Regions from separate parts of the Mus musculus genome. Here region 2 is linked to region 1. A link is a loop called in an ENCODE intact Hi-C map of the cell type or tissue named here. Cell type or tissue: gastrocnemius. All regions are shown on one strand. Each heading gives the region's core, and the rest is flanking DNA. Links, peaks and the distances in the headings are about the cores only.

Region 1 (6,753 bases), core at 1,220-6,219:
GGTCAGTCTGACACAGTTTAGAATCACCTGGGAAGATGGTCTCAATGCAGGACAGTCTAGACTGGGTTGGCCTGTGAGCATGTCTGTGCAATTACCTTTATTGCTTTAATAGAGTTGGGGAGATCTGCCCTTTGGGCAACCCCATGCCGTGGGCCCTCACCATCCTAAACTGTGTAAGAGTGCTGAGTGAGCAGAGCACACACAAGTACACATACACTTCATCCTTTATCTTGACTCGGGGTGTGACAGGCTGCTTCCAGTTCCTGCTGCCTTGACCTCACTGCAATGATGGACGGGAATCAGGAATTGTATTTATTTTACCTTTCTTTAAACCCTTTCTCTCCTAAGTTGGTTTTCATAAGGTATTTTATCGCAACAACAGAACCAAAACTAAGTCAGCAAGGTCAAAAATTGTTCTCCCACAACTGTTTGACACAATTAGACAATGGTTACAGTGTTGTAAACAGTTTGCAACACTTGAGCTTGGTAAAGGATGTCATGGTAAGAGCTAAGTGCACTGTAACTGACGTTTGTTCAAAACAAAACAAAAGCCTAAGATCTACTTCCATAGCAAGAGAGTAATGTGTTTATAGTTAACTAAAGATTCCTTATGCATTAGGATCTTGATGGACATTTCAGCTTGACTTAAAATACAAGATCTAGGCCAGACATGGTTGAAGGGACTCTGGCCAGCACAGCTCTGGCAAGCCTGGCCTTTCTTCCCCACTCCCTCTGCCTTACCCTTTAGATTATATTCCTAAAGCTAGCCAGCAAGGTCTATTCTCTTATTTGGCCAGTTCCTCCTCCTGAGGCTGACTACCAAGGCCTAGTTCTCAAAGTATTGAAGTCCAGCAATCAAAAGTCCCCTTTGGTTGACCTAATTAATATGCTCAAACAAAATATACCACTGCTTCCTAGCCCATCCTAACGCAACCCTCCCCCTTTTCTCTTCTTAAAAATTTCAACTGAGTCCGTGCAGTGGTGGCGCATGCCTTTAATCCCAGCACTTGGGAGGCAGAGGCCGGTGGATTTCTGAGTTTGAGGCTAGCCTGGTCTACAGAGTGAGTTCCAGGACAGGCAGCGCTACACAGAGAAACCCTGTCTCGAAAAAACAAAAAAACAAAAAACAAAAAACAAAAAAAAAAAAAAAAACAAAATTCAACTGAAAGGTCATTTGCTGCTGTTTTCCTGTCTGAGTCAGAAAGCAGCCACTGTAACTGTGCTTCCCTGCTTAATAAAGGCTCTCTCTGTGAAGACAGGTGTTTGAGTGTGGTTTGTGTCCAGTCCAGCGTAGAAAGGAAGCCCCCTCCCCTGATCTTGGAGTCTCCTAACAATGGTTGATTGCCCTCACACATTTCATTCCAGCACACAGGAGGCAGAGGAAGGCAGATTCATTTGAGTCCCAGGCCAGCCAGGGAAACATACTGAGATCTTGTCTTTAAAAAGATACAAAATAAACACATAGTGGTTTTTTGTTTGTTTGTTTGTTTTATTTTGATTTTTTGAGACAGGGTTTCTCTGTACTTTAAGGATGGGAGGGAGCAGTCAGGGTAGAGAGACTGTTAAATGGTTAGGAGTTCTTGCTGCTTTTATAGAGGACGGGGGTTCAGTTTCCAACACCCACATCTATGGCTTACAGCTGCCTATAACTCTGGATCCAGGGTATACAGCGCCCCGCTCTGGCCTCCTTGGGCACCAGGCACAAACACAGCACATATACACACATACAGGCAAAACATTCATACACGTGGGAAAAAAATATTTTTCTAAAATGATGTGGGAGAATCAAAAGGACAAAGGAGACACCCATTTGTTCTTAGCAGTATCCTATGCCCTCCGAAGCAATGTCTCTGCCCCTCCATATGCTACATGCTTCTGTGGCAGAAACCACACCCTGGCCAAGAAGTCTGAGTCTCTGACCTGTGGTGAGGAAGTGTTAACCTTACATTTTTGAGTTGTTTCCTCAGCCTCTGAGGTCATAACAACTGTCGAATCACTATTTCAGTATATAAAGAACCACTTATCTTTCAGTAGTTGATCATCTTACTAGAAAACAAGTCCTTACGGGAAAAAAAAAGGTAAAGTGAGACAGTCTGTAACTGACCAATATTCTCAAAGTTCAAAGGTCAAATAAGACAACCAATTGCACCCTGTCTCTCACTCGGCTCCTATAGCTGGGGCCTGGGAAGCAATGGAAAGGAATGTTTATTGGAACAACTGTTGATATTATGCATGACACTGAAGACTAGATAATAATAATACTGAGTTCATCTTATAGCTCCTGATTTTGATAATTATACTATTATTACAAAAAATGTATTGTTCTTAGGAAATACACTCTGTTATGTTTAATGGTAATGAAGGCAGTAAGCATTAAATTGTTCAAAAATCAATTAATGTGGAAGGGAGCAAGAAAAAAAGAGAACTCAAATAGAGTACTTTTTTTGGAGACAGGGTCTCACTGTGTGGACCAAGCACTCCTTTGAATTTGCAATCCTCCTGCCTCAGCTCCTCCAGCGCTGGGATCCAGCTCCTTTGTGCTCCTTCTTACACTTCCCACACGTGTTTAAATTAGTAAAAGTGAAAGTTGCAGAGACCAAAAATGTATTTAGCCTTTGAAATATGTTCAATGTTATCAGTTTGACAGACATCGATAAACATCAAAATTAAAATCCACCTCGAAGTGGTTAAGTTAAATACATGCATAACAAGAAAGTACTGGTTTCCAAAAACCCCTAGGCAGAGCAGAAGTGGAGTTCAGGAAGGATGTGTCGGCCGCCGAAACACAGCCACAGTGAAGTGTCGAGAAGTTGAAGGACCACTCTCAACACAGCTCCCCAGCCGCTGGACAGCCTTTATCTACGTCAGGGACCTTGAAGTCTGTTCTGTGAGGCAGAAATTCAAACATGCAAAGCCCTTGGACTGGGCACAGAAACCCTGGACTGGGGAGAGTCCGCCCTGCTTCCATTCCCACAGAAGACTGGTCACCCAACCTGCTCACGCAGGATCCTGTTACCAACACGATCCCCTCTGTGCAGCCCAATGCTCCTTCAGACAATGGCCTAGAAGCCAAATTTCTGAAGTGGAACTGGAAGTAATCAACGAAGCCGGTGGGAACCCTGGGAGCAGGGTTTAAAAACAGATGAGACAAGGGGCTAGAGAAAGGAGGGGTGGGGAGGGATAGACCAAAACTCAGGATGTATACTGAGACTTAAAAAACCCCAGTAGTTGGTAAGCTAATTAAAAACATATATTTAAAGGAGTTTGAACAGATGTGTCCTCTATGGTGGGCAATGCTGCCTTCAGAAAACATGAGTTCTAAAATTAAAATTTTGATGCCAGGCATGAGTTGCTTCCATATGAGTTATCGGTCAGTAGGGCTCCAGGGGCACCTAATACAATGTAGGTTATTATTGCTCTTGGATGCTCACCATAACTAAATGGGTAAGTCTCTATTAGGAAAGAAGACGGCTCATTTAGTTAGCAAGATACCAAGAACTTGATCTTGAACTGAGCAGGCGCCCCCTGCTGGCTAGCATTCATAGTGCTGGAAGGCGCTCTGCAAGACTGATGAGGGAAATTGATCTTTGATTTCACTCAGCTCTGGGCCCTGCTTGCTGAACTACTTACTGATCTAGCAGGCAAGATGTGCCACTGGGTTCATGGTTCATGGCAGACTTTTCCTGAGCAGTCGCGACACACATACACATTGGCTCACCCCAGAAAGGGAGCCTGTGGAAGACCCATGTAAGTACTGGCACCGAGGTCCAATATGGTGAACCAATGAGGGTCACTAGCAGGAATGTGGGAGAGGGGTCCCTTACAAGGAGTAGGGATGATTCAAAGGCAGCCGTGTCACCAGAAAGCCTACCCCAACATAGGTGATGACTCCTGAAAACTACAGCCCAGAGCTCTCTACCTATTCCTCTCCTTCTGACCTTGGTTTGGGCAGTCAGAGGCTCCACCCCAGCAACTCTCTACTCTCTTCTTCACTGTTGACATGGGCCCCAGTGACTCTTCCACGCTTGTGTTATTTAGGTCATGTGACCTTCTGCTTACCTCCTGAGGCCCCCTCTGTCTTCTAGTACCTCCTGGAAGAAATGTTTCCATTTGAAGAAAACGTTACAAATCTAAGGAACACATTATGCAACAAAACTGTTGACTGGTGTAACAGCTGCTCTCTTGACTGGATCTGAGGACTTCCTACAGGAGGATATTGACGTCTGTACCGAAACCCCAGGCTGGGGAAAGAATAGGCCGCAGGGGAGAATCTGATGATATTGTTTTGCTAAATGGTAGCGCTGCCAAACTGCCTTCTAAATAGTTATGTTTCGATTCACAGATCTGAGCTGTTCCCAGCCTTAGTCAAAGAAGCTTCCTGTTGCAGGTAGTAGAGGTCAATGCAGAGACTCGTAACTATTCAAAATGCTAAGACCGAATAAGTGACTGAATGCCCGGTAACAAGTGGGACATCTTTGTCAAGCCCTGCCTCAAGGAACATTTCAGGAGATAGAAGTGGAAAGAAGGGGAGGAGCGTGGCTGTTTATAATGCATGCCTTTAATCCCAGTACTTGAGAGGCAGAGGCAGGAAATTATCTATGCGTTTGAGGCCAGCCGGATCTACAGAGTGAGTTCCAAGACGACAAAAGCTACATAGGGAAACCGTGGTTTTTGTTTGTTTTTGTTTTTGTTTTTGTTTTTGAGACAGGGTTTTTCTGTATAGCCCTGGCTGTCCTGGAACTCACTTTGTAGACCAGGCTGGCCTCAAACTCAGAAATCCACCTGCCTCTGCCTCCCGAGTGCTGGGATTAAAGGCGTACGCCACCATGCCCGGCCGGGAAACCGTGTCTTGAAAAGTAAAAACAAAACAAGCAACAACACAGAAATCAGGTTCAGCCAGATCCCAGCAGCTGCAGGGGCTCAGGTCTTCAGTGGCTCTTTCTGTCTCCCTTTCATTTCCGGAACCATGGCCTCTGCTCTGACTGTCTTCAAGGTGTTCAATGACATGAAAGTTCGCAAATCTTCAACACCAGAAGTGAAGAAACGCAAGAAGGCGGTGCTCTTTTGCCTGAGTGAGGACAAGAAGAACATCATCCTGGAGGAAGGCAAGGAGATCCTGGCAGGAGATGTGGGGCAGACTGTGGACAACCCCTAACCACTGTGGTCAAGACGCTGCCAGACACGAACTGCTGCTATGCACTCTATGATTCAAGCTATGAGACCAGAGGGAAAGGAGGGCAGCACAGAAGGAGGAGGGACAAATAACACCAAGGCTTTCTGATAAACCCTCATGTAATCTTATTATTTAATATTTACCTAAAATTATACACAATGCACACACACATTCACAAATAATATATATATATATATATATATATATATACATATATCACACTATGTATATGAAAGTTATGCCACTTGAGCTGAACACGCTTCCCACAAGAACCACAGACTAACAAAACCCCCAGTGGAAAGCATGCGATGTCTCTAAAATGGTTGGTCAGGGCAGTCCAAGTGACCCTTAAAGCAACATAGACAATGGCTACTGCCTTCGGTTGCCTCTCAGAGGTCAAAGGTAAGCTCCTCTTGCTGAAGACACAGCACATCTAGGATACAGGGCTCAGACTGTATGAGCTCGATCTAACCCGAAAGCCGCATTCCTGCAGTATAGCTTCCAAGGTACCAGAAAATACTCTACAAGGTGCCAGAGAAGGGGCAATTCATAGTCCTACCCAGCTGTGGTACCTATAAATCGCAATGGCCAGCATAGCAAGACATCCATAAAGGTACAGTAGATGTCCCTCATATGTTGGTGGTAACCAGCGGCTGTCTGGTTGGACTTAAGGCCCACTCAGCAGGAGGAAAATTATACCTGGTACTAGAAATCTAACTTCCCAGGGCTGGTAGGATCTTAGAAGAAAATGTACTACCAATTTGCAAGGTCAGCATAATTCCTAACTGCATTCGAAATCATATCCTTAGGCCCACAGATAAGTGTAATTTCACCATATATCAAATAAGCATTTGTTTACAGCAAATGGAGACCATTGTAGCTGGTCTTTGCGACTTTGTGGGTTCTTCTTTCCTCCACCCTTCTCTCCCTCTCTTCCACTCCTTCAACATCCTAATATAGATAGGAGGGAAAAAAAGGATAGAGGGGAGAGAGGAAAGGAATGAGATCTCTGAAATCTAATTTCCCTTCTTGTTTCTTCTTTGAGCACAACTACTAACAAACCGTAACCACCACCACCACCCCCAATGATCAACAACCACCCCTGCCTCTCTGCACATACCCTCTGAAAAGTTCTCAGAATTCCAAATACCACCACAGAAACTATCAAACATATTTGCCTTGTGCTCTAGCAGGGACTAGCAAAAACCACGTCCCCTGTCAGAGCACAAGGCAAATATCATAGCCAGCTGTTGTGGACAATCTGAAGCAGCCCCAAATCCCACACCTGGGATCAAAATGGAAATATGTTCTTAAAATTGTTTTCTGTGTTAAAGAAGCCAAAATTCCAAAATTCTCACTACAGACCATCACAGAAAACCATGACAGGACACGGTGCAGAGATCAGCAGGTGGTGAGGGGCCTAGCCACAGTGGCTACCTCTACATCACAGCTCCTGCATCTATGACTCAGGACACATAAAAAAAGAGGGGGGCTGGAAAAACCGTAAGAGCTGCAATACCAGGATGTCTGGTGTGAAACAGTCTCATAGAAATGGTGGCAAAAACAAGATCTAAACAATG
Region 2 (6,753 bases), core at 679-5,678, 510 kb after region 1:
GGAGTGGGTCTTCTTTGCTAAGTACAGATGAGAGGCCAAATCTTTAAATTCAGACTCCATTTTTAGAGAACCTGACCTAACTTTGAACTCAGGTAAACTAACAGGCCAGTACCTAGCATTAGTGTCCAAGTTAGCCCCCAACAAAACCAGAGCCTAGCTCGAGTCTCTAGGCTCAACCCCCAACAAGACCTGCATCTCCAGGTTACACCCCTAACAAGACCAACATTCCCAGGTTACTACCCCAACACATCTGCCTCCCCAGGTTACAATTCCACCCCTTGCCTAACAGCCACCAATGCAGAGGGGAGTAAAAATTAAGTTTATTATTTAATTTCCAGCACCAGCCAGTTATGCTAAAGGCCATAGTAGCTTTCCAATTAGATGCTTGCACACTTATCCCCAACTTGCTGCTTACTATAAAACCTTGCCCCAATAGATATTCTAGGTTCCCTCTCCACCAAGTCGGGGATGAGCTAGCTTGAAAAGAATTAAGACCCTGCTGTGAGTTGCATCAGATCAGCTCCTGTCTGTTGTGTGTGTGTGTGATCACTAACACTTCCCTGGCACTACACAGAATATTCCTGGACAACCTGGGTCTGTGGTCTTTGTAACAGGGACTTGGCCTGATGCACCTTCCAGCTGTTGAAGTATCTCATACAAAGTTGAAAAGTATCTCATACAAAGCAGGTGTTGAAAAATGTCAAAAACTACTTATTGGAGTTATAGGGTGGAAATTAATAAAGGAGGCCAGGATTTTTAGCTATAAATTATGATCTGCATACTTTACAGATATGGAATGTAAAATAAAGCACCTATGGCTTGCTAGCATGACTATGGGACAGTGCTGGCTTTAGTCTACCATTCCAGGACTAATCACTATTACTTCATGGGCATAGTTGGCTGTCAAGGCCATAGTAGCAACAACAGTAGCTTTCTGATGCCTGGCTCACAGCACCGCTCAGTGGGGTCATCAAGTTAACAATGTCAGCAACACAGTGCTGATTCCTTACCCTCTGAGGCTCCCTGGAAGATGAGCTCAGTAGTTGAATTCTTGGAGTCATTTCTCCCTTTTTTTTCCCTAAAGATTTATTTTTTATTTACATGAGTACACTGCAGCTGTCTTCAGACACACACCAGAAGAGTGCATCGGATCCCATTACAGATGGTTGTGAGCCACCAAGTGGTTGCTGGGAATTGAACTCAGGACCTCTGGCAGAGCATTCAGTGCTCGTAACCACTGAGCCATCTCTCCAGCCCTCTTGGAGTCATTTCTAAGATGCTGCAGCACTTGCAACAATTTTGTAAGCACCGAGTCCCCGTCATTAAAACCTTTTCTACATAAAGCCCTTTCTATTCACTGTAACCTACCCTGCCAAATGTAATGCACAGCTAAGCAAACCCCCTCCTGTCTCCCCATAAACACCCATTGCATTGAACTATATCTGGCTGTTCTGGAACTCAAGTAGGCTAGGCTGTTCTCAAACTCAGATCTGCCTGCTTCTGCCTCCTAAGTGAGGAGATTAAAGGCCTGAGCCATCATCCCCTGCTCCCCCACTAGTCTTTTGAGGTCTTATGGCTGGTTTTGGGGTCTCCAGATATAAGAGAAATTGGTAGCTATTATTGTTTTAGAAGAGGGAGCCAGACTTCAGTGAACCAAGAGGATTCCCCTTGAATCTAAGGTTCTATCTGATTCAACAATCTCAAGTTCAGTTGTCCGACTTCTCTCTTGCCCTCTTGGGCTCTTCCCTTCTTCCTCCCTTCCCCATTCCCTTCCCCCTCTATCCATGTGTTCATGGATGGCCTCTACTTCTCCCTCTCTGCCTCTACTACCTTCTTAACTCTCCAGGCCCTGAATAAACTTTATTCTATACTATTAAAAAAAAAAAAAACCAACAAACTCAAGTTCATTGCCTTCTTTTCAAAATTTAATTATGAATTAATGAACACATGTAATTATTTTTATAACACAAGTGGTTAAGTGAGAATTTAAAAAGTGGGGAGGGTTCATAAGACATACAAGGGCATCTTTAAAAATAATATCTTTCCCCTCATACTTTGTCTTCTTCTGTGTATGCACTGCCTGTCCCAGACACAAGAGAGTGAAGTGCCTGCCTATGCAGAAGAGTTTCAGTTCAGATTTTTTTTTTTTTGAGTCTAATTGGGCTGTCCTGGATCTCGCTGTGTTTGAGCAGGCTTGCCTCAAATTCAGAAATTAGCCTGCAAGCCTCCCAAACTACAGGATTAAAGGGGTGAGTCACCAAGCTAGTTTATTTTGAGTTCTTTTCACTTTCAACCATCAATACGCCCCTCCCCCATCGTCAAATTTAATCCAGACTTGCTTCTCTCTACGTAGTCGAGGATGACTTTGAACTTCTGAACATCCTCATCCTGCCTTCACCTCACATCACAGGTGTACGCCAACACGCCTAGTTTTGTCTTCTTGCGTGCATGAAAGACAACCTCCAGCCCCACTCCATTTCCGTTCTCTACGTGGAGATAAATCCCTTGCGTTTCCTTTTCACCATTTCATTCATTCCCGTTGGTACCGTGACTAAAAGGGAAGCCTGGGCTCAAAAGTTAAGTGTGAATATCGGGTATATTCCAGGAAGCCAGTGTACGCGCTCCCTCCCGAGGAGTAAGTAAACAGGAAACTATCGATCCCATGCAGGAAATGACCTTTGTGAGGGCAAAGTAGGTGAGCCGGTTTCCCTCGCTTTCCCTGAGTTCCCTTCCTAACTCATTTCCGGGTGTCAACCCATTTGGTCCTCCCCTACAAAACCAGCGTCGGCTGGCTCTTCACGGTCCACCCTAGAATTCCTCCCTGAGAGACCGGCCAATAGGCCCGGTACCTTTACGGACATTTTTATGCCCTGTTTTACATCACGGCAAACCTCCGCCAATCACTAACTGGGGGAGGAGGTACCAAAATAATCTTTACTTCCTCCCCAAATGGCCACCCTTCACCGCATCATCCTTTGATGGACTACCCAGGTGGCCAACCCTCGCTCAGTCCAGGGCCCAGCCCATGCTCAACTCCACCAGTCAGGACAAAGGAGAGGCATGCCCCCCCCCCCTTTTTGGAAATGCCTTGACGCTAGGCGTCCGGGCACCGGGGAAGTTACAACTTTGTACAGTCTGTGCTGCCAGCGTCCGGGTCTATCTCGGATCCAGTCTGGTGCCCCGGCGCCCACCCGGGATGGCCCCGCGGGCCCCGTCTCAGCCGCCTTTGCAGTGGCTCGCGGGTCTATCTCGGAGCCCGCGCTGCGCTCCCAGCCCCGGACGCTGGGCCGGCAGCCGGGGGCGCGGATCTTTCCATCCGCCTACCGCCGCTCTCCTCCCTCCTCTCCTCCGCGTTCCGGGCCGGGCTGACACCGGGGTGGGCGGAGCCGAGAGCTTGCTCAGAGCGGGGAGAGGCTGGCGCCTCTTAAGGTGGAACAGACCCATCGCTGGGCCTCCCTGGGTGTGCGACTCCCGCCCCAGCCTCGCTCTAAACGCTCGCTCTCGTCTCCCTAGCGAGCCTCGGTTCTCTACATAGTTTAGAAATTAATCAGGATGTAAAATGAACGCATAAACTGAAAAAGAAAAAAAAGTCAAGAAGATGCAAACTACTCAGAGAACTTTTATTATACTTGTGTTCTTTATTCCAGGGACTACAATCTTTAAGTGGTAGGTTTTTTTGTTTGTTTGTTTTTTTCCTTCCTCTTTCGGATGTTCAAATAAGAACTCACATTTTGCCTGATGAACATGATACACATGAGTCATTTGTATGCCGGTTTAGTGACACCGCCCCCCCACCCCTAACATGGACGACAAATATACTAAGGGAAGCAGAAACCTGGAGCCTGGTGGCTATAGGCTGCCTCTTATAGTTGGCCAATGATTCGTAGAGGGAGCTAAAGAGCAGAGGTGCTGCTATCTCAACGCCTTTGTAAAATGGATGAAAATCTGCTGCTTTCTGGATTTGGTTTGACGCAGAATTGTTCCTGTATAAAGGAAAAGCAGGGACAAAAACGGGGCAGAGACTGAAGAAAGGCTATCCCATGACCGGCCCAACTTGGGATCCATCCCACGCACAGGCACCAAACCCGGATACAATTACTGATGCCATGTTGTGCTTGCAGCCTAGCATAGCTGTCTTCTGAAAGGTTCTACCAACAGCTGACTGAATCAGATGCAGATACTTACAGCCAACCATTGGACTGAGTTCGAGACCCCTATGGAAAGGATTGAAGGAGCTGAAGAGTATGGCAACCCCATAGGAAGACCAACAGTATTAACTAACGGGGACTCCTGGGAGGTCCTAGAGACTAAGCCACCAACCAAAGAGCATACACGGGCTGATCCGTGGCCCTGCACATATGTAACACAGGACTGACTGCCTTGTCTGGGCTCAGTGGGAGAGGATGCACCTACTCCTTAGAGACTTGATACCCCAGGAAGGGGAATGCTGGGATGTGTGTGTACCTTCCCAGAGGCGAAGGGGAGGGAGGATGGGGTGAAGAACTCTGGAAAGAGGGACCAGGAAGGGGGGCAACATTTGGAATGTAAATGAAATAATAACAACAATTAAAAAGGATGTAGTGTAAATTAAAGATACTAGGTAACGATACATACACAAAACATGATAGCAAACATTTTACTATTTCTTTTTAATTTTTTTAAAAGCTCTGTTGTAAAATTTCAAACACAAAAGTAGAGAGAATGACAATGACATCTTATATTTTTATCTTATTAATATCTATCGTGTATGTGTGTATATATATATATCCGCATTACATGCATGTAGGAGCCAGGAGAGGTCAGAAGAGGGAGTTAGTCTCCTGCAACTGGGAGTTACAGCCAGTTGTGAACAGTGGACAGCAGGGCTCGAATGTAAATGGGGACCTCTGTTAGAGCAGCAAGTGCTCTTAATCTCTGAGCCATCTCTCCAGCTCTAACTTTATTTTCACTCTTGTACATGCATGTGAGCATGACACGGAATAGTACACATGTGACTACATGTGCCCTCAGCACCCAGGGGAGAGAATCCAGATCTCCTGGAGCTTGAGTCACAGGTGGTGGTGGTAGAGGCTGGACTTGCGTGTCCAATTGGGTCCTCTGCAAGAGCTGAAATCTTAGCTATCTCTTTAGCCTGAGAACAACATGTATGCTTAAATGTTGCAATAAGCAATATTTGGCCAATATTTTGCCACCTCTACTTTCCTCCTGGTCACTTGATTATTTTGAGACAAATTTCAGACATTTCATGCTTAAGTCACTCTAATACACATTTTTAAATATCCCTTAAAAATAATGGAATTTCATTAATCCACCTTTGTTTGTTTTTCAAGGCAGGGTTTCTCTGTGTAGCCTTGGTTGTCCTGAAACTCACTCTGTAGACCAGACTGGCCTCGAACTTATAACATCTGTGTGTACTTCTGCCTCCTGAGTGCTGGGATTAAAGACTTAGACACCACCACTACCTGGCCCATTGTTTATTATTTCCTTCCTTTGTTCCAACTCCCCTGCTTCCCCCTCTTCTTCTTCCTCTTCTCTTTTTCTTTTTTCCATCCCATTCCTCCTCCCACTTGTCTCCAAGAAGATGCCCCCCCCCCCATTGTTTATAAGACCTATTTTATTTTAAATTACGTGTATGTGTTTGTGCGTGTGAGTGCAGGTGTTCAGAAGTGCCACATCCCCTGGTTGTCCAACATGGGCACTGGGACTGGAGCTCAGGTCCTCTAGGAAGGCATGTGCTCTTAAATCGCTGAGTCATCTCTTCAGCCCCATGAATAATTATTTATCTAGGTTTTTGTTTTTGTTTTTGTTTTTTTTTGAGACAGGCTGGTTTTTAATTTACTACCTACACAGCTGAGAATAATCTTAAACTACGGGTCCTCTTGTCTTTACCTCCTGAGTGCTGGGGTTACAAGTATATGTTACTATGCTTGGCTCCCTTTCATATCTAAAAATGTAAGAAATCTTGATTCTAAGCAGCATGTGATGGAACACATCTCTCTACTGACTGCATTTGGGAGGCAGAGGCAGGCCTGTGGGTTTAATGCCAGTCAGGGCTACATAGTGAGACTCAGAAGAAATTTGAATTCTTGGTACTACCAAGTGAATATTGAAACTTTGCCATTTGCCTTATAGTATTTTTTCCCAATTGCCCTATTCCAATCAGGATTCCCCTTAAAGGTTTGTATCCCGTATTTTATGGACATATCTCTTGATCCATAGTAATTCAATTGACTGTTGAGTCTTTTAAGCCCCTTTTCTCTCTAGCCCACTCCTCTAATCTAAGGGCATTACATAGATGAAGTCATGCAAGCCTTCTGAAAACTATGAAATATGTATTATTATCCCTCTATTTCTGATGAGGAGACTGCATAGGAAAACAATCACAAAAGCAGTGATCAATTTAGTTATTATGTTTTGAAGCTGATGCTTGCGTATACAAACTTTTATCATATTCCATGGGATACATTGTCTTTAAAAGTGACCATTTGATCAGGAGTTCAAAGTCATCCTGTACTATATAATTAAGTTCAAGGTCAGTGTAGGCTATAGGAAAATTCTTTTCAAAAAGAAGAAAAGGAAAAGGCTTGTAAAATGTATCTGTGATATGTTAATTACATATGAAGAGTTGCAGGGCCTGGAGAGATGGCTGTGTGGTTAGAAGGAAGTACTGTTTTTCCAAAGGACCTGCATTTACTTCACAGCATCCAAGGAGGCTCACAGCATCTGAAACTCCAGCTCCAGGGAGTCTAATGC

The links. Hi-C counts contacts between places; a loop is a spot of excess contacts. Peaks named below come from ENCODE experiments on the same cell type or tissue, not always from the same donor. Only the 100,000 strongest peaks of a DNase experiment are listed, where the experiment ranks them.
Region 2: a loop joins it to region 1, with 3 times the contacts of the local background. A loop is called at or near these places in 3 of 42 quality-filtered maps.

What each region holds. Positions count from the first base shown.
Region 1 is chr6:122,300,964-122,307,716 of GRCm38, forward strand. No RefSeq gene overlaps it. Among named protein-coding and RNA genes, the nearest start is that of M6pr, 4.4 kb to the right of the region's middle. In gastrocnemius, for the core only: a CTCF peak has its summit at 3,531 (motif pointing left); a DNase peak (open chromatin) is centred at 3,530.
Region 2 is chr6:122,808,080-122,814,832 of GRCm38, forward strand. No RefSeq gene overlaps it. Among named protein-coding and RNA genes, the nearest start is that of Foxj2, 8.7 kb to the right of the region's middle. In gastrocnemius, for the core only: a CTCF peak has its summit at 3,412; DNase peaks (open chromatin) are centred at 2,981, 3,367, 3,825, 4,052 and 1 more place; H3K4me3 peaks cover 2,471 bases; H3K27ac peaks cover 2,904 bases.